Linked DNA regions of Homo sapiens: regions 2, 3, 4, 5 and 6 are each linked to region 1. Evidence: chromatin contacts called from ENCODE Hi-C or POLR2A ChIA-PET data. All regions are on one chromosome and are shown on one strand. Each heading gives the region's core, a stretch centred on a gene start or an enhancer-like site at or near the end of the contact. The rest is flanking DNA. Distances are from core to core; before and after follow the strand shown. Region 1 holds the start of NUP214 (nucleoporin 214). Region 2 holds the start of AK8 (adenylate kinase 8). Region 3 overlaps NTNG2 (netrin G2). Region 4 overlaps FNBP1 (formin binding protein 1). Region 5 holds the start of TSC1 (TSC complex subunit 1). Region 6 holds the start of TOR1A (torsin family 1 member A).

Region 1 (4,008 bases), core at 637-3,136:
ATGTTATATTCAGTAGACCCAATTTCAGTACAACAAAAATATGTATTACTGAGACCAAGGTCTGTCTCAATTGTCTTTTTTTCTTTTTTGAGATGGAGTCTCGCTCTGTCGTCCAGGCTGGAGTGCAGTGCAGCGATCTTGGCTCACTGCAACCTCTGCCTCCCAGGTTCAAGCGATTCTCCTGCTTCAGACTCCCAAGTAGCTGGGATTACAGGCACCCGCCACCATGGCCATCTAATTTTTGTATTTTTAGTAGACACAGGGTTTCATTATGTTGGCCAGGCTAGTCTCGAACTCCGGACCTCAAGTGATCCATCCACCTCAGCCTCCCAAAGTGCAAGCTCACAGGCATGAGCCACCACACTCGGCCCTCATTTTTTTCTGATATGGAACACTTCATGAATTTGTCTGTCATCCATGTAAAGGGGCCATAATAGTCTTCTCTGCATGATCCCAATTTTATATGTGCTGCCAAAGGGAGTGCGAGATTACCATCTTCTAAGTCTGTGGTTCTATTAATAAAACCTTTTTTTCTTCTACCCCAGCATATCTGAGGAATATGACACAACCCCATTAGGTGGCTCACCACAGGTGGTGATTCTCAAAAAATAATCACTATTCTAGGACAGCACGGTAGCTCACGCCTATAATCCCAGCACTTTGGGAGCCAGAGGAGGGCGGATCACGTTAGGTCAGGAGTTCGAGACCAGCCTGGCCAACATCGTGAAACCCAGTCTCTACCAAATGATATAAAAAATTAGTGGGGCGTGGTGGCAGGCGCCTGTAATACCAGCTACTAGGGAGGTTGAAGCAGGAGAATCGCTTGAGCCGGGGAGGTGGAGGTTGCAGGGAGCCGAGATCATGCCACTGCACTCCAGCTTGGGTGACAGAGCAAGACTCTGTCTCAAAAAAAAAAAAAAATCACTATTCTAAACATGGTATTACTATGCCCTAAATGCATTTTAGTGATTTATTGTTCACACAGATGCCTAAAATCTTCCTGCAACTTACTTCTTTTCACTATTTAAAACAGATGTAGCCCGTCTGTTGTACCCTCATTCTGTCAGAACCCATATAAGAACTATTAAACACACCATCCTGAAGTTATCCCTGGGGGACTCCCACGTTGCTATCACTGGGACCACTTGGCCCTCCCTTTAGGTTCCTGACTTTAGGCTGATATACCGAGGTCAAAATAGTCTTCCTAGTCCAATCAACTAAAGGTTCTGCAGGATGGATGACCTTCCCTGACTCTACGTTAGGCAAGCCCGTATCACCTTACAGAAGTACTGGGAGAGCAAAGGTCTTAAATGATGCTGGCTTTCAGCCCCGCGTCAAATGTGACTTTAGGGAAATTACTTTCCGAGCCTCAACTTACTCCTCTACGTTAACGACTACTTCGTAGGGCTGCCGCGATGACTACCACAGTGCCTGGCACACAGTCAACACTCAATAAACAGCAGTTATTGCCACTATTGTGACCGCCCCAGGAAGTAGCTAGGGTAACTCAACAGCCGTGCACGAGACCAGGATGGGACTGGGAAACTGCATTCGGTGGGGCTATCACGCCAGCGGCGCGGCAGACGCGCTGGTGAGAGCTGTGAACGCGGTAAACTGTTCAAGCAGGAGGCGGGACAGCCAGCACCGCGCTTCGCCTTTCAGCTGGGCTCCAAGGCAACGCCAGGACTAAAGAAGGGAGGGAGGCCCCGGTTAGTCTCTGACCTTCATCTCCCGCTCGGGAATCATGGCATCCATCTCGTCTCCCATCGCGCCGCCCTCAGTGTGTCGAAGCAGCCAACGCTGCCTCCCACGGCCTTGCCCACGGAACCCAGGCCGCTCGACAGCAAACTTCCTCCCCTCAGCGCCAGCGGCGCGCAGTTGACCTCGCATTTCCGGCGCGCTTTGGTGACGTCAAGCTTGGTCAGAGGAAGCCGCGGAACCTAGCGAAGCCGCGCGTTCTTCCGGCCGCCGCTCCCCATTGGCCAGCTCGGGCTGAGTAGTGGCGTGGCCGTGAGGTCCCTGCGCCTGCGCCCTGGATGGTCCTGGTGCCGCTCCCGCCTTCGCAGCCAGCGCGGGCTTACCTAGTGTTAAGTCTCTCTTCTTGGGTGGCCCACGCCTAAGCGACCTATGCTTCTTGTTCTTCTGAAATCTTACAGTTCCCCTTAGATGTAGGTTGGCTATTGGTAGCTTCCGATTCAGATAAGTTTGGAACTTGACAGATGTTTTCGGGGGGCTGCTTTAGAGAGAGGCTTTGGACTATGCAAGGGGAGGAAGGGAGGTTCAGAAAAACGGGGTCGGGGGGTCGGCAGGGACGACTCTTAAAGTGTGGAAGGTGGAAGGCTGGGAGGGGAGATTAAAGGGCACCGAAGACCAGCTTTGTTTGCTCCTATCAAGGTGATCCTTTCCAGAGCAAGAGCCATATCCATGTCTAGTCGCACGAGTTTGTGCCAAGTCCTTTGCAAAAACCTTCAGATGTGGGATCTCATGTAATCTTGAAGACATCTTAGTCGTCCTAGGGGTTATTTATTTAATTGATGAGACGCGGGTGGCTCATGCCTATAATCCCAGCACTTGGGAGGCGGAGACAGGAGGATTGCTTGAGACCAGGAGTTTGAGACCAGCCTCGGCAACATGGCGAGACCCCGTCTCTATAAAAAACAAAACAAAACCACAAAAATTAGCCAGCAGTGATGGCATGCGTATGTAGTCTCAGCTACTCGGGAGGCTGAGGTGGGAGAATTGCCTGAGCCCAGGAGGTTGAGGCTACAGGGAGCTGTGATTGCACCATTGCACTCCAGCCTGGGTGACAGAGCCAGGCCCTGTCTCAAAAAGTAAATAAAAGGCCGGGCGCGGTGGCTCACGCCTGTAATCCCAGCACTTTGCGAGGCCGAGGCGGGCGGATCACGAGGTCAGGAGATGGAGACCATCCTGGCTAACACGGTGAAACCCCGACTCTACTAAAAATACAAAAAATTAGCCGGGCGCGGTGGCGGGCACCTGTAGTCCCAGCTACTCGGGAGGCTGAGGCAGGAGAATGGCGTGAACCCGGGAGGCGGAGGTTGCAGTGAGCAGAGACAGCGCCACTGCAGTCTGGCCTGGGCGAAAGAGCGAGACTCCGTCTCAAAAAAAAAAAAAAAAAAAAAGTAAATAAAAATAGGCTGGGAGCAGTGGCTCACGCCTGTAACCACAGTACTTTGGGAGGCCGAGGTGGGTGGAACACCTGAGGTCAGGAGCTCGAGACCAGCCTGGCCAACATGGTGAAACCCCGTCTCTGCTAAAAATACAACAATTAGCCGGGTGTGGTGGCGGACGCCTGTGTTCCCAGCTATACAGGAGGCTGAGGCAGGAGAATCGCATGAACACAAAAGGTGGAGGTTGCAGTGAGCTAAGATTGTGCCACTGCACTCCAGCCTGGGTGACAGAGTGAGACTCTGTCTCAGAAAAAAAAAAAAAAAAAAAAAAAAATATATATATATATATATATATACACACACACACACACATATATATATACACACACACACATATATATATATATACACACACACACATACACATACATAATAATAATTGATGAGGTAAGGGAGGCACAGAGAAGTTGAGAAAATTCTCCAATAGCCCTCAGTCAGAAAGTGGTGGTGACAGGATTAGAATTGAGATCGTCTGGATAAGGCTGACTGATGGTATTAAAGTCCTTCATAGAATACATTTCTGTAGTGAATTATAAATGCTCTAGGACAGAGGTTCTTTTTTTTTTTTGAGACGGAGTCTCACTCTGTCACTCATGCTGGAGTGCAGTGGCGCGATCTCGGCTCACTGCAAGCTCTGCCTCCCGGGTTCACAGCATTCTCCTGCCTCAGCTTCCCAAGTAGCTGGGACTACAGGCGGCCGCCACCACGCCCGGCTAATTTTTTGTATTTTTAGTAGAGACGGGGTTTCACCGTGTTAGCCAGGATGGTCTCCATCTCCTGACCTCGTGATCCGCCCACCTCAGCCTCCCAAAGTGCT
Region 2 (4,189 bases), core at 1,535-4,034, 1.8 Mb before region 1:
TGGATCACGAAGTCAGGAGATTGAGACCATCCTGGCCAACACGGTGAAACCCTGTCTGTAATAAAAATACAAAAAAAGTTAGCCGGGCACGGTGGCGGGCGCCTGTAGTCCCAGCTACTCGGGAGGCTGAGGCAGGAGAATGGCGTGAACCTGGGAGGCGGAGCTTGCAGTGAGCCGAGATGGCGCCACTGCACTCCAGCCTGGGCGACAGAGCAAGACTCCATCTCAAAAAAAAAAAAAAAAAAGATAGCTGCACCTTGCCATACTGAGGCCTGAGGCAAAAGGAGAAATCAGTAACACTGAGCCTACCTTTACTTAAATTTTTGACATGTTATTCTAAATGGATTTTAGGCAGCATTATTTTTGATTTTTAAAATATATTGCATTAAAACGTGAAAAACATCCACCTCAATGATTGAATTGCCGGCACTCCCTTAAGTTTTGTGCTGAGGGTGCATCACTTGCCTTGCCCTAATGTTGGCCCAGGGCTTACAAATGACTCAAAGGTGAAGCTCCAGAAAAGTGAGAGAGAGCACATAGGTGGAGTTCCAGGGAGAAAGGGCGTGTGCCCTTTCGGCCTGGCTTTTCCCTCATCATGGTGGGAGCTGTGGTTGGTAGTGGTTGAGAGGAACTGACTCTGTTCTTGATCCTAGCAACTTGTGACATGCACGCCAGGAATGTCATGAGAGGAGCTGTAATAAGCTATCCGAAGTGATCGTCCCTTGAACGAGAGCCACTGCAGCCAAATTAGTGTGGATGAAGGGCACAGGGGACGGGCACTTCTCGATCTGGGGGAGGAGGGAGGAAAAAAATGATTACCCATAGGTTTTAGGCTTTAATTGATTTGTATTTTTCCAGGCTGCTAAAGAAGATTGAATCATGGTAGGAAAAGCGCCTAGGGCTTAAAATAAATGAGGAGAAAGGCAAGTCATTTCAGAAATGTCCAGGAAGCAAAACAAACCTCTCCAGTGCAAATGGCAGGCATGGCTGTTGTGTTCTTTGCTCAGGGGGAGGCAGCTTCCTTTTCTTCCCCAGCTATCTTTACAGTTGGGTTTGACAAGCCTACCAAGGTGTACACACTTTGAGGAAGCGGTTTGGAGGGGAAGAGGCAACAGTGCTGGCTTTTACGTTGGGAGGGCATGTCTCTGGGCTGATGGCTGGTAGAAAAGGGCTTTAGCTGGAGCCTGGATGCAGAGTTCATGCCCTGGCTCTGCCCAATCTAACCAGTGGCCCTAGCCAAGATTTCCCCCTTTTCTGGGCCTCAGTTTATCCATCTGTCAAATGAGAGAGTTTGGATTAGCCTCTTCTTCAAGAGGCCTTCTGGTTCTAAGGCTGTATGATCAACAACTGATGAGAAAAGAAGCCCAGAAAGGGGAAGTGACTCACCCAAAGTTACCCAGCCAACCACTCCTCATTGTTCTAATCCTCCAACTTCTCATCTGTAAAATGGGAATGAAGGTGCCTATTTCACAGGATTGTTGGAACGATTAAATGAGATACTACTACTAATAGTAGCCCCATATATTGTGTGCTTACTGCATGCCAATTACTCTCCAATACATTAGCTCCTGAAATCCTTCAGCAGTTCCCTCTTCACAGGGCAGGAAAGTGAGGCACGGAGCAAGCAGAGAGTTTGCCAAGCTCACACAGTAAGAAGCGGAGCCAGAACTTGAAGCTGGGGCTGTCTGCATTGACTGTGCCATTTTCCCTCTCCATAAGGTACAGAGACAACAGAATTTTGCCGAGAGCACAAAGAGTTCAACAAACTCTTACAGCTCCTACGATTAACGGCAACAGACAAGAGCTAGAGATCCCAATTCAGTGTTGCGACTAATAAAATATCAAGCTGCCCCGTACCACTGGGAATTCATACGACTTAAAAAGCTCCGTCTCCAGCGCGAACCTTCCCCTCGCCCCCACCCCGAGACAGCTGTGCAGGCCCCTCCATCCTCCGGACCCCTCCATCTTTCCATCCTCCACCCCAGCTTCCAGTTTCTGACCCAGAGGCCGGGGTGGGGTCCGAGTGGGCCCACCCACACTCATCCCTGTTTACCCTTGCTTGTCCTAGAGCGCTCTTCGCTCCACGGAGCACCCAGAGAAGTTGGAGTGACTCCGTGAGTGTCGGTGCCCCGGAGGGTGGGGAGGCCCGTTCCAGGACTTGGGAGGCGAGGGTGGGTGGGGACGTCGGGCGAGAAGGGGCGGGGCCGCGGGCGTGATTGTTACCGCCGGTGCCATAGCAATCGGGTCACTTGGCGGCTTGGCCAGAGCCGGGGAGCTGGGAGGGGTCTACCGGGGCTCGACTCTAGGAGTTGGGCTGAGGATTTCCACCCGATCCTCGAACCTCCGGCCCATCTCATGGACGCCCCTCCCCCTTCAAACACCCTCCCCCACATTTATTCCCGCGTCTGTTTTAAAGATGGGTAAACTGAGGCACAGGGAGCCGGGCCGGGGAGCACTGACAGAACCAGAAGCAGGTTCTGCCTCCCGTCCCCTCGGAGGGCCGACTTGCCCCTTCTGGGTTTCGTCGGGGGTCTCAGATACGAGGAGGCCCAGCTGGAAGCCACCTGAGGGTGTCCCCCGCTAAGATGCGCAAATGGGAAAAGCGAGGCCGGGGTTGGGGAAAGAACTTGCCCGAGCCGCAGAGCGCGTCAGCCGGGGAGGTCGGGGCGGGGGCGACCCGCGCGACCGAGGATCGGGTATCTGGGCCCGGCGCGGAGCCTGCAGGGCGGGGCCGCGGCGCGTGCTGATGACGCAGTCGGCGCGGCGGCCCTAGCGACGCGGTTACTAGGGAGCGGCGAGCCGAGACGGCTACATGGACGCCACTATCGCCCCGCACCGTATCCCCCCCGAGATGCCCCAGTACGGGGAGGAGAACCACATCTTCGAGTTGATGCAGGTGACCGGACACCCCTGCCCGTCGCGACGCTGGCGGCGGCTCGGGAGCCTCCACTGCGACGTCGGGTGCGCGGCCGGGACCCGCAGCTGGGGCCGAGTCGCGCGCCCACGAAGCAGCCCAACTCGGGATGTACGATTCGTGTGTCGCCGTGACCCCGAGGGGGCCCTCGAGCTGGGGACGCTCCTGGTCCTGCCCGGGTTTGCCTCAGGCGGACCCAGGGGGAGGAAGGGGGCCACTCGAGCCGGGATTTGGTCCTGGCTGTGCCGCCAGCGGGCCTTATGGTCTGGAACCAGTCCTTTCCTTTTCTCGGTTTCCCCACCTGTGAAATGCCAGGTTGCAAGAGGTGGTCTCCCAGGGGCTCTCCCGGCGCTGACAATTACCATCTGTCGAATTTGTGGGGAGCCTCTCGGCCCAGGTTTCTGAGGTGGGCATTGTCCGAGTTCAAGCTGGCATCTCCATCCTCAGAGAGGGCCGCCTCTGGGACAGCAGCATCTCCCACCTTGGTCCCTCCTCCTCAGGGCCAGACGTCCCCGGCAGCTCCGAAGCTCTCATTCTGGCTCCAGGCCTGACTGGGCCCCCAGCTCACCGTGTGACTTTGGGCGAGGCCCCGTCCCCGCCAGGGCCCCAGTTTTCCCTTTTGCACGTGGTGGAGGTCAAGGCTTTCAGGAGCTGGAGGGGAAGAACTCTCAGCCACTCAAAGGTTCTGAGAGGCAAGGGGAAGCTGGAGCTCAGTTTTCAGATCATTTGTCTGCTTCCCAGGGTACACCCCATCCCCAGGGGCATGGCATGGAGGGCATAGTGGTGTCTGTGGTCATTTGAGGTTCTGCCCTGCACACTAGACAGCTGAGCCCAGACGAAGAAACCCGTGTCTGCACCTCCATCAAACACATTTCCCTCGGAAAGTGTTAACTGATAGAGGGAGAGCAAGAGATTCCTAAAACTGCTTGAGTGGCCAATCACAAATCAAATAGCTAGCTGGGTTAGAAGTCAGCAGGTCAGGGCAGGATGGGGGATCATCTGGAGCCCTGTTGTCTGCTCTAGAGAACCTGGTGTGTTTTCCACATTGATTGTTGGAGGAATTGCCCAGGAAAGCTTTTATTGATTTTGAAACAGGGTCTTGCACTGCTGCCCAGGCTGGAGTGCAGTGATACAATCATGGCTTACTGCAGCCTTGAACTCCTGGGCTCAAGCAATCCTTCTGCCTTAGTCCCTCCAGAGTAGCCGAGACTACAGGTGCAGGCCACCATACCTGGCTAATGTTTTTTTTTTAATTTTAGTACAGACGAGGTCTTG
Region 3 (4,557 bases), core at 1,042-3,541, 1.1 Mb before region 1:
GCCTGAGTCATGGACATTCCTCTTCCTGGTGACTTGAGGGTCACCATGGGGGGCTGCGGCCAAGGAAGGGTGGGTTTCAGTCTCTCTCTGGCCTTAGAGGGCTCAGGGGGCCCGGATGCCAATCAGGCAGGGCCAAGAACTTGGAAAGTGTGCATGGAACAGAAAACCCAAATTCTAGTGTTTTAATCACATCACCGTTTATTTTTTTTCTCACACAGTAAGACAGGCAGGTGGTGCGGTGGCTCATGCCTGTAATCTCAGCACTTCGGGAGGCCAAGGCCGGAGGCTCACTTGAGCCTAGGAGTTTGAGACCAGCCTGGGCAACATAGTGAGACCTCAACTCTATAAAAATAAGTAGATAAATAAAAGCAGTGCAGAGGTTGCAGCCAAGGCAGGTGTCCCAGGCTCTGCAACTTCCACCCCCGGCTCCACCCTTCACTATCCTGAGGGTGACACTGTTATGCTCAGTGTCTCAAGAAGGCTCCTTCCCCATCCTGCTGACTGAAGAGCAGAGGGAGGGATGAGAGAGAAAAACCAGAGCCACAAACTTGGACAACTGAGGCTTTGTGGGGCGTGGAGGAAGGGATGACTTTTAAGAACTTTCTGGAAGCCCACCCATCAGTCCTGCTTACATCTCACTGCCCAGAGCTGTGTCCCCTGGCCACTCCTATCCACAAGAAGCCCCAGAGAGGTGTTTTATTTTATCTGGGCACTTTGGGTCCCAGGCAGTGGGGTTCTGTGCGTAAGGAAGAATGTGAGGGTAGAGATGGGCCAGCTGCAGGAGGATGCAGGGCCTGTCGGAAGGCACTTCCGGGTCAGCAGGGTGCTGGGGGTGGGAGCAGAGAGAGGAGGCCAGGAGGGGCTGGTGTGTGGGCTCGGGACACTGTGAGTCCTATGCAGTGTCCCGTTGTGCCTCCCCCTCCTTTTCTGTGTTGTAATCTCCTGCTGTCCCCAAGGCCAAGTTTGTTCCACTTGGTCTTAGCTTAGCTTTGGGGACTCAAGGGAAGGACCCAGGTCTAAACCTCGCAGCTGGGAAAGAACAGGTGTGGTGGCAGAAGCCAGTGCTGGGAGCACCTGCAGGTGGAGCAGTGGCAGCAGTTAGCAACCAGGACCGGACCCCCGGCACTGCTCTGAAATAAACATAGGTGGACAGGAGGCTGGACCGAGGGGGAAGTGTGGCCCCAGGGCTGGAGACACCAAGCGGAGATGGGAGAACTGCTGGATCCTCTGAATCAGAGGCCCCAGGGGATGAGCCCCGAATCTAGGAGCTTCCTCACCACTCCCAAGCTGCCCCTGTCCCCTCCAGCACCCCTTCCTAATCTTGAGAAGGTAGGGAGGACAGGGCCGGCACGTCTGGGGTCTCTGCACTGCCCGCCTCTGCCCACCTGGCCATCTGAAACTCTGGAAGGAGGCGGTGGCCGAATTGTGGGTTCAGCTTCATCTGATATTGGACTTGAGGCTCCGGCTGCAACAGGTCTGAGATGACACATCCATCGGAGGTGGCCACCGAGACACAGTATAAATCAGAGCATTGGATTCAACCTCTGCTAGGATTCTCCCTGAGTCATTTCCCTTGGACTTCTGTAGAAAAGGGCCAATACACTCCGGATTTCTTTTTTGGGAAAGGAGGGAGGCAGCCTTTCAGTGTGGGGAGGCTCCTAACAGGTGGGGCACCTGCAGCCTGGCCGCGGGGTGGAAAACTCTGCCAGCCAAGCCTGCGGGGAGGGGGCACTGCCTGCTGGAATCCACAGAAAGGCCCAGGGAAATGGTGGCCCCAGTAGGGAAACCGTTTCTTTAAGGCTGTGTTGTGGATTCCTCTGTAAGCCCCACACCTGCCCACCGTCCCCAACACAGAAAGAAAACAGGCCGTGGAGGCAGCAGTGAGCAAACTCTTTACTCCTCGGATTCTCCACCATCGGCCCCCGCGGTGACCAGTGCTCCCGCCCCGTCCCCCTTGCAGGGGACAGTGAATACAAACAAAAATAGTTCTCTACAGAACGAAGTTTCCAGGCCCCCCACCCCTTCCTTCTCTCCTCCTCCCCCAGACGGTGAGTTCCGTGGTCACCGGGCCTCCGGTGAGGCCTGGGGTCTGGTGGGTTGCAGGAAAAATAAAGAATAGAAAACAGGACCAAGTCAGCGACTGGAATTGTAGGCAACTGGAGGTCGGGGTCCGCCGCCGCCCGTGAGCCTGGCACAGGCCAGGGGGTGTCGGCCACAGTCCCGTGTGTGTAAGTGTGGTGGGAGGCAGGACGGGGTGTGGGGCGAGCAGCGTTTCTCCCGACCCTCTGGCTCACCGCCAGAAAAAAAAAAAAAAAAAGAGAGAGAGAGAAAGACAAAAAAGGAACTGGGCGGCGGATAATACAAAAGAAAAACGAAACCAAATCGCAGGCGCGGGGACCGGAGTCCCAAGGCGCCCCTGCTGCGGGGGGAGGGCAGTGCGGGCGGGAGCGCGGGCCGGGCGGGGGGCCCTGCTGAGTAGCACCTGGGAGCACCTCGGGCCGCACCCTTCTCACCGCCCGGCCTCGGACGCCGGCCCCGCCCCGGGACCCCGGGACCCCCGGCCTCCGGGTGCGGGGAGCGTCCTCCGGGCGGGGCTCAGCGGCCCAGGCGGGCGGCCAGCCCCAGCAGCAGCAGGCAGCCGAGCAGGGTGGCGGGGCGCGGGGCGGCCCCGGGCGCGCGGTCGCAGTCCAGACCGCCGTCATCGTCGGCGGGGTCGCAGCGGGGCTGCTCGCAGCGCACGCCGGTGTAGCCGCGCGGGCAGGCGCAGCGCTGGTTCTGCAGGCAGGTGCCTCCGTTCTGGCACAGCAGCTGGTCGTCGTCGCACACGTTGGCTGCAGGCGGAGGGGGCGGTCAGCACGGGGGGTGGCCCGGTCCCCCCGCCAACCTCCGAGCTCCTGCGAAGCAGGGTGTGCGAGATCCCGGGGGCGCCGTCTGGGCCGGGGATGTAGGAGGCTCCAGGCGCGCTGGGTGCGAAACGTCCCCCCTCGGAGGGTGACGGCGCCCGGGCGAGATCTGGCCCCCGGCTGCCTCCCACCGCTGCCCCTCTCTCCCCGCCCCACTGGCCTCGGTGCTGTTCTTCAGACGCGCCTGCAGTCTCCAGAGCTGTGCACGTGCTGTTCCACGCGCCTGGAGCCTCCTTTCACCCTGTGCCCGCGGCTAACGCCGACTTGGACAGCCTCCCTCCCTCTGTCCCCGCAAATACCTTTCCAACCAACCCCAGCTCGGTCTTTCTCGTAGTTCCCACCAGGCACCACCGTGCCTCAGGTCGCATCAGGCCCCGCCCCGAGCTCTTGGACCCGCCCCTCGGCCCGGCCCCGGACCTCAGCAGCATCCTGTCCCCGCCCACCTGCCAGCTCCGTCTCGCTAGGCCCCGTCCACCGCCCCCGGGTCGGCCCCATCTCACCAGGCCCCTGCCAACTATCCCAACCCTGCCCCGCTCTCACTAGGCCCCACCCACTGCCCCGGCCCTGCCCCGTCTCGCGAGGCCCCGCCCACCGCCTCTTCCCCGTCCCACTAGGCCCCACCCACTTCCCCGGCCCTGCCCCGTCTTGCTAGGCCCAGTCCACCGCCCCTGCCCCGTCCCACTAGGCCCCGCCCACTGCCTCGGTCCTGCCCCGTCCCCTTTCCGCAGGCCCCGCCCACGGGGGACGGCGCGCACTCACGGTAGCAGCCCTGGCGCCAGTAGTGCGTGGGGAGGCAGTCGTCGCACTTGGGGCCCGCCGCGCCCTCGCGGCACTCGCAGAAGCCGGTCTCGTTGCACCGGTCGTGCACGGAGCCTATCTGGTTGCAGTTACACTCTGGACGGACACGGGCACGGGCGCGCGGTCAGGGCTACGTGTGGGCGCCGTCTTCTCGGACCCCCACTCTCCCGGCCTCGCAGGGAGCATCTCCACACTCCCCAGGGGATGCTCCCCACACTGGGTCCACGTGAGCCCGCGGCTGGACGGCAGGTGGGGACTTCCCAGGGTGGCCAGGCCTGGAGAGAAGACTCTGGCTTCCTTCCTTGGGATCAAACACGTCCCAGCCCCACCTTCCCCGCCCTGGCACTGGTGTGGCCTGGGTCAGCCCCTTCCCCTCTCTGGGCAACTAGAGGGGTCGCTGTCCTTCCCATCTCCAAAGAGCTATGACTCCGACAGGTGGCAGAAACTCAGCAGAGGCCACTGAGCATGTCTGGGGCTGCTGTGTTGTGGGGTGGCCCCCCTCCATAGCTCCTTTGCAGGGGAGTGGAGGAACAGCCTATTCCTGCTCCCGGGGTGGGCCCAGTTGGTTGCCTTGGGGCTCTGTGGGAGAGGGTGAATATCGTCCACCCTGAGAAACCTTGCAGCTCAGTGCTGGCTCTCGGGGTGGAGGCAGGGAGAGCCAGGGAGAGGAGGAGGGTGCCAGGGTGTGGGCACCTCTAATTGGATCCAAAGGCCCTGCCCTGTCCCTGCAGCTGGCCCCCTGTGACGTCAGCGGCTTTGATCACTTAGAGTTGATGGAATTATCTGAAGGCTGCCGCCAGAATTCAGACCGACAGCTCCAGCTTTGCAGGAGCCCCTCCTCTGGGCAGCCAGAGCC
Region 4 (4,446 bases), core at 943-3,442, 1.2 Mb after region 1:
AAAATGTTCGTATGTGTGTTGCACTAATTCTAAACTTTGGAGGCATTTTGCTGTGTGAGGCCGATCGCCACTGTAAAGGTCCTAGAGTTGCCTGTTTGTCTCTGGAGATGGAATTAAACCAAATAAAGAGCTTCCACTGGAGGCTTGTATTGACCTTGTAACTATATGTTAATCTCGTGTTAAAATAAAATATAACTTGTGGCTCCGTGTCACGGGACTGTTTTGTTGCATGAAGATATGACCCTAGTTGTGGAAGCAGCCTGGTGTCATTGGAAGCCCCCTGGGCTGGGGAGCTGGCCCCTGGGAGGAGCTGGAGACCTAGATAGCTCTCAGTTCCACCCCCATCCACGGTGGAGGGGGAGGCTCTCAGACCGTGGTGACGTGGAATTCGGGCTGATGTAGTGCGAGGATTGCGAGAGGCTGCTTATGGCCAGGAGTATTTTTTGCATGCACATTCAACTGGTTGCTGCTCTAGCTCTTTGGGGACCTCATTGCTTGGGGCTGGGGCAGGAGGAGGTGGTGAAATGAGGGCACACCTGAGTTTCATTATTTATCTGGTATCACCAGTGCTCAAGCCGGTACTCCTGGTGGCGTGGCTGGAATCACTAGTTTCTGTGAAGCTGCAGGCAGTGCGGAGCTGTTTCACGTGGACAACTCGAAAGGGCAGCAGCCTTGTGCCTGGCACTGGCTGGACATGTGCAGTGGGAGGCCCCGTTTCCACAGCCAGCTTTGAAAATTTCACCCTGGCCTTTTGGGGGAAGATAGGATTGGTTTGTGCCCACACTTCTCTGTGTCCCAAGGGTTTTTTTTTTTTTTTTTTTAGCACTGTTTTAGGAAAACAGTTGTCCAGGAAATGACATATTCGCAGCTACACCAAGTGCAGACCTGGCAGCTCTGCTGATGCCAAGCATCCTCACTTGCGGAGGGCAGGAGGTGAGGGCACCAATATGGGGCCATTGGTAACCTCTAACCACAAGTGCGTGCAGTTGGCTTCAAGGCACCATTGAGAATTGCTGGTTCCCAGTGTGACACAGTGTGGCACAAGGGAACAAGGTGGATCTACTGTTATCCTACCCGAAACCCTCTCCTCTAGGTTGTCAGCAAAAAAGTCCACTTGGGAAGAATATTTCGGGACTGCGCCCAGCCGTCTGTGGGGCGGAGACGGGCTGTCTCCACCTGTGAACCCCCCCATGCCCCACCCGCCCCTGCCGAGCCTTCTCCAAGAGCCGCACCAGCGCTGAGAAGCCTAGAACAGAGCCTGCTGGTTTGGGGCCCCCATTTCCGCGGGTGTGGACATCACAGAGGTCGGGAGCATTGGGGGCGACTAGTTTGTTTTCTGCTGCACTGGGGAAGCCTCTTGAAGTAGGAAGTTCCTGACTCACCGGCTCCGGGGAGGCCACAAGCCTGTGGGGCCGGCTCCTCCAGCGGGTCAGGAAATACCGGCCCGCCCCACGCCCTCCACCCGCCCTGGGCACGCCCGGGCCTGGGAGGCGGCTCCTCCGTCCGCAGAGGTGGTGGGGACCCCTGGCGGGAGCAGACGGCAGAGCGCAGCAGTGGAGGGAGCAAGAAGGGCCCCCTGCGATGAGGAACGAGATGGCGGTGGACAGAGGCAGGATTCGGTCGTGCCCCCAGCTTTTTTTAAATTGAAGCGAAAGACTCAGAAATCGTGAAATGTATGGGACAGCCTGGAAGCTCCACTTTGAACTGCTGCTGCCAGAGAAGGATGGTGGGAAAGAGCCACCATCCAGACGGGTTCCCTGGCTCTGCGCACTCGCCTGGGGGAGGCCTCCTTTTCCCTGGTCCTAAAACGCTTTCCCGATAGGGGAGGCAGGGATCTGTGTTGCCAGCGCCCTCTGAGACCCGGGATGAGCGTGTGAAGGCTGCCAGCAGGCACGTGGCAGCCCCTTGGTGTGTCAGCTGCTTCTCCAGGGTCCCACTGAGTGCCCATTCGGCCTTGACTTGAGCACTCCTGCCTCCCGTTAGACCTCCAGATGGTATAGTGACCTCCGCCGGGGACATCTCCGGACCACAAAAGGTACAGAAGAAGCAGAGGAAGGACCCTATCCTTGTCCTCAGAGCTAAGGGGCCGAAAGCTGTGGGAGGAAACACGGACCCACTGTCCCCGTCGGGGATGGGGAAGGCTCCCTTCCTCCCTGCGGCACCTGCTGGACGGACGTCTCAGCCTAGGACAGGGCCGCATCCCTTCAGTCCGCACAGCCCCTGGCTGCCACGCTGTGCCGAGCCCTGCCCTTGAGAACCTGTTTCCAGTTCCAGCTCTCCACAGGCCCCCTCATCTAGGCTGGTCCCGGGTCAAATCGAAGGAAGGAATGGAGGCTGCACCCTGAGAAACCCTGGGACACCCTTCCAGAACATACATTGCCTAGGCTGTCTACTGCTCCTAGCTTTCCCCAAAGGCGTGTGTTTCTTCTGCGCCCAGCTCACCCTTGCTCCGTCCAGGTAGCAGGTGTCTCTCTGTGTAGGTGAAGTTGCAGAAGGGACGAGCCAGAGGGGGCTGTGATTCCGAAACCTCTGCTCACTTCCCCCAAGGCTCTCTGGGGCTCAAAATTAGGTAGCATTAAGACCCTCAGGATAATTTATGTTTGCACTGAATTTAAAACAGAACAAAGGTAGGAACTACACTTTTTGGGTGGCTGCGCCTTGCAAATGTATTCGGATGCAGGTTTGTGAGCAGCGCCATGGCCGACAGAACCACAGGCAGGCGGCAGGTCTCCTGCAGCCTCCCCCACGGTGCAGGGGCGCCTTTCCGGCTCCTCTAAGAAGCGCTGCTGAAGCCACGCCCTGGCTTAGCGCGGAGGAGGAGCCACCGTGGGGCACCGTGGGGAGCGAGGCCTGAGCCCCGCCTCCCCAGTCACCGAGCACTTCCTGTCCCTGCTCAGTAATCAAGCACAGACTTCAGATCTTGGCATCTCAGTCTGAACTCCTTAAAAGCCAGGTATTTTAAAAGAAACGTTTTAAGGCAAATTGGTACCTATTTCCAGCCCACCTTTCTGTAGTGCAAGAACTGTCTCCAAACCTCCTAAATAAATCTTCCAGACAAAACTTTCATTCTCATTTTCCATGTTCAATGTCAATCACGTGGATTGACACATATCTAACCTTCAAATGTAAACAAAGCCAAAAATATTGCTTAGAGATTCCCACATAAAGACAAAGGTTGCTTTTTCCTCTTCCGGGAACGCTGTCTACAGGCACTCAGCATGGCCCAGTTTCCCAAACCGTCATAGGCTTTCCTAGAATACAGCCTCTAACAGCACTAGGCCGGCCCGAACCCCTGGGAAGAGAATCGTTTACCTTTATACCAAGATTGGGAAACTGCCAAAGTCTGCACATGGCATGGGCCTGGGCTGACTCCGAGGGGTTTGTGCTGTGAGACCTAAAGCTCCTATGAGACTGCCCCAAAGCAAAAACATGTCAGCAAGCGGCCAGGCGTGGTGGCTCACGCCTGTAATCCCAGCACTTTGGGAGGCTGAGGCAGAAGGATCACTTGAGCCTAGGAGTTCGAGGCCAGCCTGGGCAACACAGTGAGACCCTGTCTACAAACAAAAAACCCATCAGCAGTGCATCTGGTGCTTCTGTGTGAACGTGTTCCCGACAGGATCAAGTGTGCCTTCCTCATCAAGGAGCAGAAAGTTGCTGGGAAGGTGTTAAGGGCAGGAGCACAGTCAGAAAGCTCAATTTTAAAATGATGTTTTGGCCGGGTGTGGTGGCTCATGCCTGTAATCCCAGCACTTTGGGAGGCTGAGGCAGGCAGATCACAAGGTCATGAGATCGAGACCATCCTAGCTAACACCGTGAAACCCCGTCTCTACTAAAAATAAATAAAATAAAAAATAAAATTAGCCAGGCGTCGTGGCACATGCCTGTAGACCCAGCTACTCCAGAGGCTGAGGCAGGAGAATTGCTTGAACCCCAGGAGGCAGAGGTTGCAGTGAGTTGAGATTATACCACTGCACTCCAGCCTGGGCAACAGAGTGAGACTCTGTCTCAAAAAATAATAATAAAATGAAGCTTTTTTCAGGAAAAAAAAAAAAAAAAAAGGCGGGATGAGGGAACCACATGCAAAGAGCCACCTCTGGGGTCAGGCAAGGTGGCCGACTCCGGAGGGGCCCCAGGCTTTCCATGGAACTGGCAATGTGTCATCTTGGTTCCTTGTCACCGTGTTATCCTTGCATACGCTGAAATGTTTCTGTACGCTCGTATCTGATAGCGGCAGGGAAGCAGAAGCCTAGGGGAGCCAGGGTGACATCATTTTGAGTTCGGCTCCACCTAAAACTAGCAAGGGAGGCTGGGCCCGGTGGCTCACACCTGTAATCCCAGCACTTTGAGAGGCCGAGGTAGGCAGATCGCTTGAGGTCAGGAGTTCGAGACCAGCCTGGCTAACATGGTGAAACCTTGTCTCTCCTAAAAATACAAAACTTATCCAGA
Region 5 (4,308 bases), core at 1-2,500, 1.8 Mb before region 1:
CTCACCCAACACTTTTTTGCCCCTAGGCTCTTGCTCCTTTGGTTCCCTCTGCCTGGAATGGCCTTCTCTCCCGAGCCGCCTCGCCTGGTTCTATTAGGTTGATGCAAAAGTCATCGCGGTTTTAATGGTAAAAACCGTGATGACTTTTGCACCGACCTAGTATTTCACAAAACCTACATTTCCTTTAAAACCCAACCTGATGCCTACTCCTTCAAAATGCCTTTCATATCCCACAGTTCGACTTCATCTCACTCTGCCTCCTCTCACAGGGCTTTGTGTTCGTGCTGGATGGAGCCCATCATACTCAGCCTCGCAATAAAGGCCACCTATCTAGTGAGTGAGCATTTACTAGGCGCAGGACTCTGGGCTAAACGCTGTCCATACTTCATCTCCTTGATTCTTCACGTCACAGATGTCATTATGCCCATTTCACAGAGGAAGAAACTGAGGCTTGGAGGACTTAAAGCCTTGTTTCAGCAGGAAACGGAATAAGGCGTTCTGATTTTCAAGCTGTCTCCTATTAGGGCTGGTTTCCCCTAGATGTCATGAGTAGGTGTGAAGTGTGAGCTACTTGAAGGCAGAAGCCAGGGGGGTCCCCCGCAATCCCGGAGGCGGGCTTCTGAAAATGTTTAGCCCAGGAAGGAGGGCTGCCCTGGCCCGCAGCTTTCCGCCCCTTCCCAGGTGAGCTGCAACTCCAAAGCTCCCAAGCAGGCCCTTCACCCACGCGGGCCCCAGCAGCTCCTTGGGAAACAGGATCGCTGCTCTGAGGCCGCCCACAGAGAGACCCTCGGAGGGCGCCACGCAAGCGAAGGGCAGAAACGACTCGGGGGGCAGGGGCAGGGCGCTCCAACCACACCCAGGCGCCGCCAGCTTGTTTACGCCTCTCCGCCGCGTCCCCCCGCCCGCCAGTCACGTGACCGCCCGCCCCGCCCCCTCGGGCTCTCGCGTGGCTCCTCCCGCCGCGCCGGCCCTTCTTTTTGCCTCCTTCGCGGAGTCACAAGATCTCTTCGCAGCCTCCTTTCGGATCCTTCCGCCCGGCCCCGCCCCCCTCCATAAAAACCCTCCTTACTTTTTTTCTCGTCCAACCCACATCGTCAGTTATGAGTGGAAGAGCCTCTTCCTTCCGGCGGGGCTGCCGAGCGCGGCCGTCTATCCTTCCTTTCGAGAAGGAGGGGAGGTCCGGAGGGGGACTCTTTTTCGTGGCGGAGGCCGCCGTCGGCCTTGGCCCTTTCACGACGGGGGAGGTGCTGTACGTCCAAGATGGCGGCGCCCTGTAGGCTGGAGGGACTGTGAGGTAAACAGCTGAGGGGGAGGAGACGGTGGGTGAGTATGGGGGTGTCTCCCCCTCCTTTTTATGGGGGCTTCCTGGGGCAGCCCCGGCACCATGACTCCAGCCGGGGAGGCTCGGAGGGGCTGGAGCAAGAGACTCACTTGCTTGGTAGGGATCCCGGGGAAGGGGGGTTCGGAGAGCTCTCCCCTCCCTCTTATTACACGCTATCTCCGGCTGGCCCGGCCGGGACTGGCGGGTCCCTGGGGAGGAGAGGCGAGCCGGACGGAGCACTTCGCCCCTCCTTGGCCCCCGAGGGGACGGCTGCACCCTGGGCCTCGGTCCCTCGGGCAGGGGCGAGGTGGGCCCCTTCGTCAGTCCCTCACTTGGTGGGGTGACAGGTTCACGCTAGGTGCGGAGGGCAGGGTAGAGACGCTTGGCGGGAGGGGAAGGGTCGCGAGGGTGGGGCTGGTCCCAGAACTTAAAGAGAGGGGTCGGGGTATAGGGGCGTGGAGAATGAATGGAGGTCGCCTGTGGGGATCAAGGACTCGCCTGGATTCGGTGTCTCCGCTGAAATTTGCATGACTCGCTCTGGGTGTACTTGTGGGTGTTTAATTGGTGGTGAAAGACAGTTACCTTAAAGTGGGCAAAGGGGATTCCTAAGAGACAGCTATTTGCAGAGCCCCTCCTAGGCGTTCATTCATTCATTTGAGGAACTGGAGGATGAAGAGCCTGCAATCGGAGGGACCTTGTAGAATTAAAGCTCTTTCTTTGTGTTTCCTGTTAAAGAGTTTTGCTTTGTGTGTTTTGGATGTGTGGTGAGGACTTGGGAGGGGACGCGGTCCTCCTAAGAACAACAGCTAACGTTAATGGAGTGCTCTCTGTGTGCCAGGCACTGTGAAAGTGCTTGGCAGTCATTATCTCCTTTGGTCCTCACGACAAAGAGAAGAGGCAGCCACTGTTAACACCTCCAATCTTCTCAAATGAAGAAACTGAGGCCCGGAGAGAGCAGGGTACTTTGCCTAAGTTCACACCCCAATTGTATCTGAGCCAGGACTGGAACTGCTGGGATCTGACTGACTCCAAAGATATGACTCTTAAATTTATCTGTTATTTGATCAAAGCTGGCCTGTAAGTGATTAAAATTTATCATTTAGCCAAGGTTTATGCACGTGTGTCTGTTTAATGTTGAAGTGGGGGGATGCACTTGGCTTATCCGCCTTAGCTTTTGTTTGGGATGGCAGTGTTGTGCATGTGAACTTGTTAGTCTAAATTAGGCTAAAAAGTATTTGATAGTTTAATAAAACTGATGAGTTTACTGAAGAAAGAAGTCCTGCTAAAATCCTTGCTGGCTTTTTTTTTTTTTTAAATAGAAAGCATACAAATAACACTTCACGTTGCATAGAGTAAGCTATAAAAGTGCTAAAATAGAATAATACTCTTCTGAGATACTTTGATTTATAATTTTGGGATCAACTTGGAGTCATCTGAATTCAAACAGGCCGGCAAAGTGGAGCTGTAAATTTCAGGAAGCATTATAAAACCTAATCTTTGGGGAGCCTTTGATTTACCGAGCAACCACCTGTGATTCTTAAATTGAACATTCCTGAGTAAATCTGGAATATGCAAATGTGAAAACTGATTTAGGGTTGTGTAGGGAAATGCACCTTTAACAGTCATGCATCAGGCAAATGAGGCTCCTCAGAAACAGTGAAACATTCTTTGCTATTGCCCTAGGGAGCTGCAGAATCTTCCTCTAACCACCTGGTGTAAACTTAAGGGGTATTTATAGAAGATGTAAACGGAAAATATCCTCTTACTAAAGTTAATATCTTATCCAAAACACTCTTATATCACGTGCCTAGAAGGGCAGATGATGTAAACTTTCTCTGCTGCATGCATTTCCTGGTGTCATAAACACTTGGTACGTTCCTAAATTCCTGGTTAGAAAGCAGGTGGCTACCAGCCTTCTTGTTTCCATAAAATTAGAGTGCTTCAGGTCCTGTGACTCAGTTGTCCTCTTCCTCACTGGGTTAAGAGTAAAAACTGATACTGCTACTGTTGTGGTGTAATATGATGCCTTCTGTGCATGCCTGGTTTCATTCGTGAGATGAAACTTAACAGTCTTACTAGGGCAAATCTAATATATACCTCTATATGTAATGTTTGCAGAATAATGAACTTGGTGGAAACGAGATCTGAAACCCTAGTGCTCATGAGAACCTTGATGTACAGATATTTGGCACTATACTAGGTAGACCTACATATTCGGACACCTTGTATATATATTTTGGAAGAAGACTGATTCTTATGTGCACCGGAGGTTGAGGACCACTGGCTTCAAGTATCATTCTGGCTATTTTCATTTATTATTTATCACAGAGGTATTTCTTAAAATAGCTTGTAGCCTTTTATTTGTGTAGTGGTGGGTGAATTTTGGGCTCTGAATTAGAGCTGACTTGTTCTTATAGCTCTGTCTTCATTTGAAGTTTGTTTGGCTACAGGTATGTTTATTTCTGGGTTCCAGGGCCATAGTGAACTAAAATTAGCTTTTCCTGGAATTAATTGGATATTCTTGAATGCCGATGAGCCAAATATAGCAATATCTCAACCATTTCAGGCTTTTCTAGAGAGTCAGATAGCTTTTGACCTTCAGTGGGTCACTTAAGTTCTGTGAGCCTGTGTCTTCATCTGTGAAGTAAAAGTTGGAATGTAAATTAATGAGTATTTCTAGGCCTACATTTCTGTGATTTAAAGTCCTTTGGGGTGTCATTTAAATATTCTGACTAAATCGATTGAGTCAACCTGTTAATGGTTTTATAAAAACCAAGCAAATTGGTGACTTTGAGCCTACCCTGTTGGGTGAAGATCTGTTTATCATTTATCCTTTCCTTTACATCATAATACTCTTTGAAAAGGTAATTCCCTATAAGTTTCCCATATTATAAATCTCTGAAAGGTTAGTCTTTGCATTGGTTTTGTCATTTAAGTAGCTGAAGGCGTGAAAGAAAAGTGTACTTAATAGCGTTAAAATCTGTGGC
Region 6 (4,302 bases), core at 1,123-3,622, 1.3 Mb after region 1:
GAGTAATCTTTTATCCAGCTTAAAAGTGGCTGCCAGATGGAGGGAGCTGGTTCTCTCACTGTTGGGGTGGGAATTCACAGATAAACAAGGGGAGGAGGCTCCAATGATCTGTGTAATGGATTAGAGTTGGAGATGTCAGCACGAGCTCATGTTTAGCTTAATATAGGTACAGATGTTTACCTATAAAAATATTTATAGATATGTGTGTGTTTAACAGTATATACACACATTTTTTTCTGTCAGCTGAGACTGAAAGAAATGACATCTCAATAGCAAGAAGCACACCTAGCACCCAGACCTTGGTTTCTCTTTTTTTTTTTTTTTTTTTTTTTTGATACGAAGTCTCGCTCTGTCACCCAGGCTGGAGTGCAGTGGTGCGATCTCGGCTCACTGCAACCTCCACCTCCCAAGTTCAAGGAATTCTCCTGTTTCAGCCTCCCATGTAGCTGAGACTACAGGCACACGCAACCATGCCTAGCTAATTTTTTTGTATTTTCAGTAGAGATGGGGTTTCACCATATTGGTCAGGCTGGTCCCAAACTCCTGACCTCAGGTGATGCACCTGCCTCAGCCTCCCAAAATGCTGGATTACAGGCATGAGCCACCATGCCCAGCCAGTTTCTAATGCCATTTTACAATGAAAGGAATCAGGGTTCCTCGTAGAAAATAGGATTCTAGGACTGGGGCAGGAAATACAAGATGAGCCCGGAGTATCCTGTAGTGTCAGAAAGGAAAGAGGCACTCAAACCCAAATAAGCTGGTATATACACTGGGTGTATGTCAAAGGAGCACAAGGAACCACTCAAATTCCCAGTGGCCAAAATGAGAACAATTTGAAAAAAAAATTAGTACTGTAGTATAACAAAGGATAAAATAACAATGGTCCACACTGATATAAATGATTGAATACATGGGGGAGAAGAAACAAATCTCCCATGCAGAATTCCAAATAATTTCTGTAGATACTCTGCCCCCAAGGAGGTGGAGCAAAATCCCCGACTCCTTACGTGTGGGCTGTGCATGGGGACGTCCTTCCAAAGAGTACAGTAGAGAAAAGAGGGGTGGGGGGACCTGACAAACACTACTTCAGTCAAGTGATCAAGTCAGCACCAACAGTGGTAAGTAACGTTGAACAGTAAGAACCCTTCCTTGGTAGGATGTGATGAGCATAGCACTTTACCTCTGTGATCTTCCTTCCAAAACGCCATAACGCTTGTCTAATCCTGAGAAAAACATCAAATCCCAATAGAGGGCCAGCCCACCAAAGATTTGGCCAGTACTCCTCAAAACTATCAAGGTCATCAAAAATAAAAAGCTGAGGCCAGGCGCGGTGGCTCACGCCTGTAATCCCAGCACTTTGGGAGGCTGAGACGGGCAGATCATGAGGTCAGATCAAGACCATCCTGGCCAACATGGTGAAACCCCGTCTCTACCAAAAATACAAAAATTAGCCGGGCATGGTGGTGTGTGCCTGTAATCCCAGCTGCTCAGGAGGCTGAGACAGGAGAATCGCTTGAACCTGGGAGGCAGAGGTTGCAGTGAGCTGAGATCATGCCACTGCACTCCAGCTAAAATAAAAATAAAAGGCTGAGACACTGTCATTAACAGTAGTCTAAGACATGACAACGAAATATAATGTGGTATCCTGAATGGAAACCTGCAGCAGAAAAAGGCATTAAGTAAAAGGAAGGAAATCTGAATAAACTACACTTTAGTTAATATGACAACAGTGCATCGTTAATTTTAACAAATGTAGCACACTAATAATGTAAGATTTTAGTAATAGGGGAAATTGCAGGGATGGGTGGCACATGGGAACTCTCTACTATCTTCTCAATTTTTCTGTAAATCTGTTCTAAAAAATAACGTCCGTTATTATTATTATTATTATTATTATTATTTGCGGGGAGGGGACACAGTCTTGCTCTGTCTCCCAGGCTGGAGTGCAGTGGTGAGATCTCGGCTCACTGCAATCTCCGCCTCCTGGGTTCAAGCGATTCTCATGTGTCAGCCTCCCCAGTAGCTAGGGCTACAGGTGCCTACCACCACACCCGGCTAATTTTATATTTTTAGTAGAGACGTGGTTTCACCATGTTGGTCAGGCTGGTCTCGAACTCCTGACCTCAGGTGATCCGCCCGCCTCAGCCTCCCAAAGGGCTGGGATTACAGGCAGGAGCCACCATGCCTGGCAAAAATAACGTCCATAAACAAAAACACGTGGCCAACAGGGGCGGAGCAGAACCGAGTTTCCGGAAGCAAAACAGGGCTTTGTACCGAACAAAGATGGCGGCCGCCGGCGTCGGGAGGAGGGCTGCCCTGAAGAAAGATGGCCTCCGCGAGAGGAGGAACCGGAAGCGTGGGTCTGGCGGCTGCACCGGTTCGCGGTCGGCGCGAGAACAAGCAGGGTGGCGCGGGTCCGGGCATGAAGCTGGGCCGGGCCGTGCTGGGCCTGCTGCTGCTGGCGCCGTCCGTGGTGCAGGCGGTGGAGCCCATCAGCCTGGGACTGGCCCTGGCCGGCGTCCTCACCGGCTACATCTACCCGCGTCTCTACTGCCTCTTCGCCGAGTGCTGCGGGCAGAAGCGGAGCCTTAGCCGGGAGGGTAGGCTGGGGCGGGGGCTGGAGGCTGGGGCTGGGGCTGGGGCTGGGCGATGGCACTAGGGCTGAACTAGGACCAGGGCATGGAGAATGGAGGATGGAGGCCGGGGGATGGCACCAGGGCCGGGCTAGGACTAGGGCTGGAGCGGGGCCTGGGGGCTGGGGCTGGGCGATGGCACTAGGGCCGGGTTGGGGCTGGGGCTGGGGCTGGGGGATGGAGCGGGGCCCGGGGGCTGGGGGTGGGGCTGGGGGATCGCACTAGGGCTGGGTTAAGACCAGGGCGGTTGGCTGGGGCTAGGGGATTGAGGATGGTGGATGGAGGCTGGGGGATGGCAGTAGGGCCGGGCTAGGACTGGGGCTGGAGCGGAGTTTGGGGGCTGGGGCTCAGGAGCGGGGGCTGGGGCTGGGGCTGGGGCTGGGGGATGGCACTAGGGCCAGGCCGGGGTAGGGGTCACATCCCAGGAGGGCCGGGCCTGGGCAGAGCTGAGTCCGCGGGGGCCGGACCCCGGAAGCCAAGCGGCCGGCCTGCAGGATGAGGCCTGGCTCCTCGGCCATGACCACAGACGTGCCAGACTTAAGTCGGAGACCTGAGGAGCCAGGCTGCAGGTTGGCCTACTTTGCGCTAAGCTGGGGGTGGACCAGTGGTAACCTCCCTCCGAAGTGGGTTCTGCCTCCTTTCTAGCCTAGCGGGAGACAGGAAGGATGGTGAGGACTCTTCCGCAGCCGACCAGGAGGGACCAAACTGTTTCCTTTCCCGGCTCTGCCTTGGGGTGGGAGGAGCAGCACAGGGGTTAGGGGTGCAAACTGGTGGCAGTGGCAGTGGCACCAAGGGGCTTTTCGGGAAGGAGTCGGGCCAGGGCTTTAGAATAGGCAGGACCAGCAAAGGGAGGGCTCCCTGGACCGCCGTCCCCTCTGGGCCAGGAGCTTACAGACCGCAGTACTTGAGGTTTCGCAAGGTGCTTGGAGGGCGTCTAGACGGCTTTGCTGGCTTTCTTATGGGCTGTAAATGTGGCTACATTTTGCCGCTGTTTCTTCCCCACTCCTGATTGGCTTTGTCTTTCCCAGCACTGCAGAAGGATCTGGACGACAACCTCTTTGGACAGCATCTTGCAAAGAAAATCATCTTAAATGCCGTGTTTGGTTTCATAAACAACCCAAAGCCCAAGAAACCTCTCACGCTCTCCCTGCACGGGTGGACAGGCACCGGCAAAAATTTCGTCAGCAAGATCATCGCAGAGAATATTTACGAGGGTGGTCTGAACAGTGACTATGTCCACCTGTTTGTGGCCACATTGCACTTTCCACATGCTTCAAACATCACCTTGTACAAGGCAAGGATGGAAGTTTGGAATCCCTTCCTGGATGTCATCGGGTTTGGGGTCTCTTTGTTGTGGGATGAGATTTGGGAGTTCTATGTTGAAATGAGTGAGCCCGGAAAACGGTTCATGTCTCAGTTCCCCTTGGAAAGGTGTAGAAGTTAAGAGTTTGAGATGCGTGGAGCAGTTAATACCATCAAAGCTTTGTGGTGGGTTCTGAAAATCGGTCCAGTGAGTATGTAGGGTCATGGGATTTTAGAGGTGGACATGATCAAATCCATCTTAGAGATCAACACATCTCACTCATTTTTTTATTTTTTTCTTTATTTTGAGACGGAGTTTCACTCTTCTTACCCGGGCTGGAGTGCAATGGCATGATCTCAGCTCACT

Evidence for each region. A loop is a pair of places that touch in the nucleus more often than their neighbours do. ChIA-PET counts read pairs that join two places held with the same protein, here RNA polymerase II (POLR2A). Pooled maps may share reads with other maps.
Region 2: a loop to region 1 is called in a pooled map, with 21 times the contacts of the local background. The contact joins the promoter of AK8 here to the promoter of NUP214 in region 1. A Hi-C loop is called at or near these places in 6 of 50 pooled maps.
Region 3: a loop to region 1 is called in a map of CD8-positive, alpha-beta T cell, with 22 times the contacts of the local background. The contact joins the enhancer-like site here to the promoter of NUP214 in region 1. A Hi-C loop is called at or near these places in 1 of 168 maps with a recorded cell type or tissue (CD8-positive, alpha-beta T cell) and 10 of 50 pooled maps. POLR2A ChIA-PET finds 5 or more read pairs at or near these places in 2 of 52 experiments (activated B cell and naive thymus-derived CD8-positive, alpha-beta T cell).
Region 4: a loop to region 1 is called in a pooled map, with 11 times the contacts of the local background. The contact joins the enhancer-like site here to the promoter of NUP214 in region 1. A Hi-C loop is called at or near these places in 3 of 50 pooled maps. POLR2A ChIA-PET finds 5 or more read pairs at or near these places in 2 of 52 experiments (activated naive CD4-positive, alpha-beta T cell and naive thymus-derived CD8-positive, alpha-beta T cell).
Region 5: a map of naive thymus-derived CD4-positive, alpha-beta T cell shows a loop between it and region 1 (10-fold over the local background). The contact joins the promoter of TSC1 here to the promoter of NUP214 in region 1. A Hi-C loop is called at or near these places in 1 of 168 maps with a recorded cell type or tissue (naive thymus-derived CD4-positive, alpha-beta T cell) and 10 of 50 pooled maps. POLR2A ChIA-PET finds 5 or more read pairs at or near these places in 1 of 52 experiments (HEK293).
Region 6: a loop to region 1 is called in a pooled map, with 14 times the contacts of the local background. The contact joins the promoter of TOR1A here to the promoter of NUP214 in region 1. A Hi-C loop is called at or near these places in 1 of 168 maps with a recorded cell type or tissue (B cell), 1 of 37 single-sample maps with no recorded cell type and 10 of 50 pooled maps.

The regions. Positions count from the first base shown.
Region 1 is chr9:131,123,464-131,127,471 of GRCh38, reverse strand. It overlaps NUP214 (nucleoporin 214), which reads right to left and starts at 1,886. Exons shown (of 36, transcript NM_005085.4): 1 at 1,723-1,886. The coding sequence starts at 1,767. It also overlaps the pseudogene RNU6-881P. RefSeq lists an enhancer at 1,688-1,987.
Region 2 is chr9:132,876,879-132,881,067 of GRCh38, reverse strand. AK8 (adenylate kinase 8) reads left to right here and starts at 2,784. Exons shown (of 13, transcript NM_152572.3): 1 at 2,784-2,896. The coding sequence starts at 2,813. It overlaps SPACA9 (sperm acrosome associated 9), which reads right to left and starts at 2,170. Exons shown (of 4, transcript NM_001316897.2): 1 at 2,054-2,170.
Region 3 is chr9:132,240,150-132,244,706 of GRCh38, reverse strand. NTNG2 (netrin G2) reads right to left here. Exons shown (of 8, transcript NM_032536.4): 7 at 3,663-3,797; 8 at 181-2,831. The coding sequence ends at 2,596. Among named protein-coding and RNA genes, the nearest start is that of NTNG2, 80 kb to the right of the region's middle. RefSeq lists silencers at 2,448-2,517, 2,988-3,037, 3,188-3,677 and an enhancer at 4,466-4,557. Within about 2 kb of position 2,291, at least 15 of the 41 ENCODE cell types and tissues checked have a DNase peak (open chromatin) inside an H3K27ac peak, as active enhancers do.
Region 4 is chr9:129,882,942-129,887,387 of GRCh38, reverse strand. It overlaps FNBP1 (formin binding protein 1), which reads left to right. Exons shown (of 17, transcript NM_015033.3): 17 at 1-201. Among named protein-coding and RNA genes, the nearest start is that of MIR6855, 16 kb to the right of the region's middle. RefSeq lists a silencer at 1,363-1,612 and enhancers at 1,803-1,852, 1,903-2,584, 2,383-2,692, 2,684-2,978. Within about 2 kb of position 2,192, at least 36 of the 41 ENCODE cell types and tissues checked have a DNase peak (open chromatin) inside an H3K27ac peak, as active enhancers do.
Region 5 is chr9:132,941,558-132,945,865 of GRCh38, reverse strand. TSC1 (TSC complex subunit 1) reads left to right here and starts at 1,250. Exons shown (of 23, transcript NM_000368.5): 1 at 1,250-1,323. It overlaps MIR548AW (microRNA 548aw), which reads right to left and starts at 159; the gene lies at 95-159. It also overlaps a transcript of GFI1B not described here. RefSeq lists enhancers at 533-672, 1,033-1,332, 645-1,378 and silencers at 853-932, 1,463-1,522, 1,583-1,642.
Region 6 is chr9:129,822,206-129,826,507 of GRCh38, reverse strand. TOR1A (torsin family 1 member A) reads left to right here and starts at 2,372. Exons shown (of 5, transcript NM_000113.3): 1 at 2,372-2,600; 2 at 3,662-3,927. The coding sequence starts at 2,423. RefSeq lists an enhancer at 2,178-2,487 and a silencer at 2,898-2,987.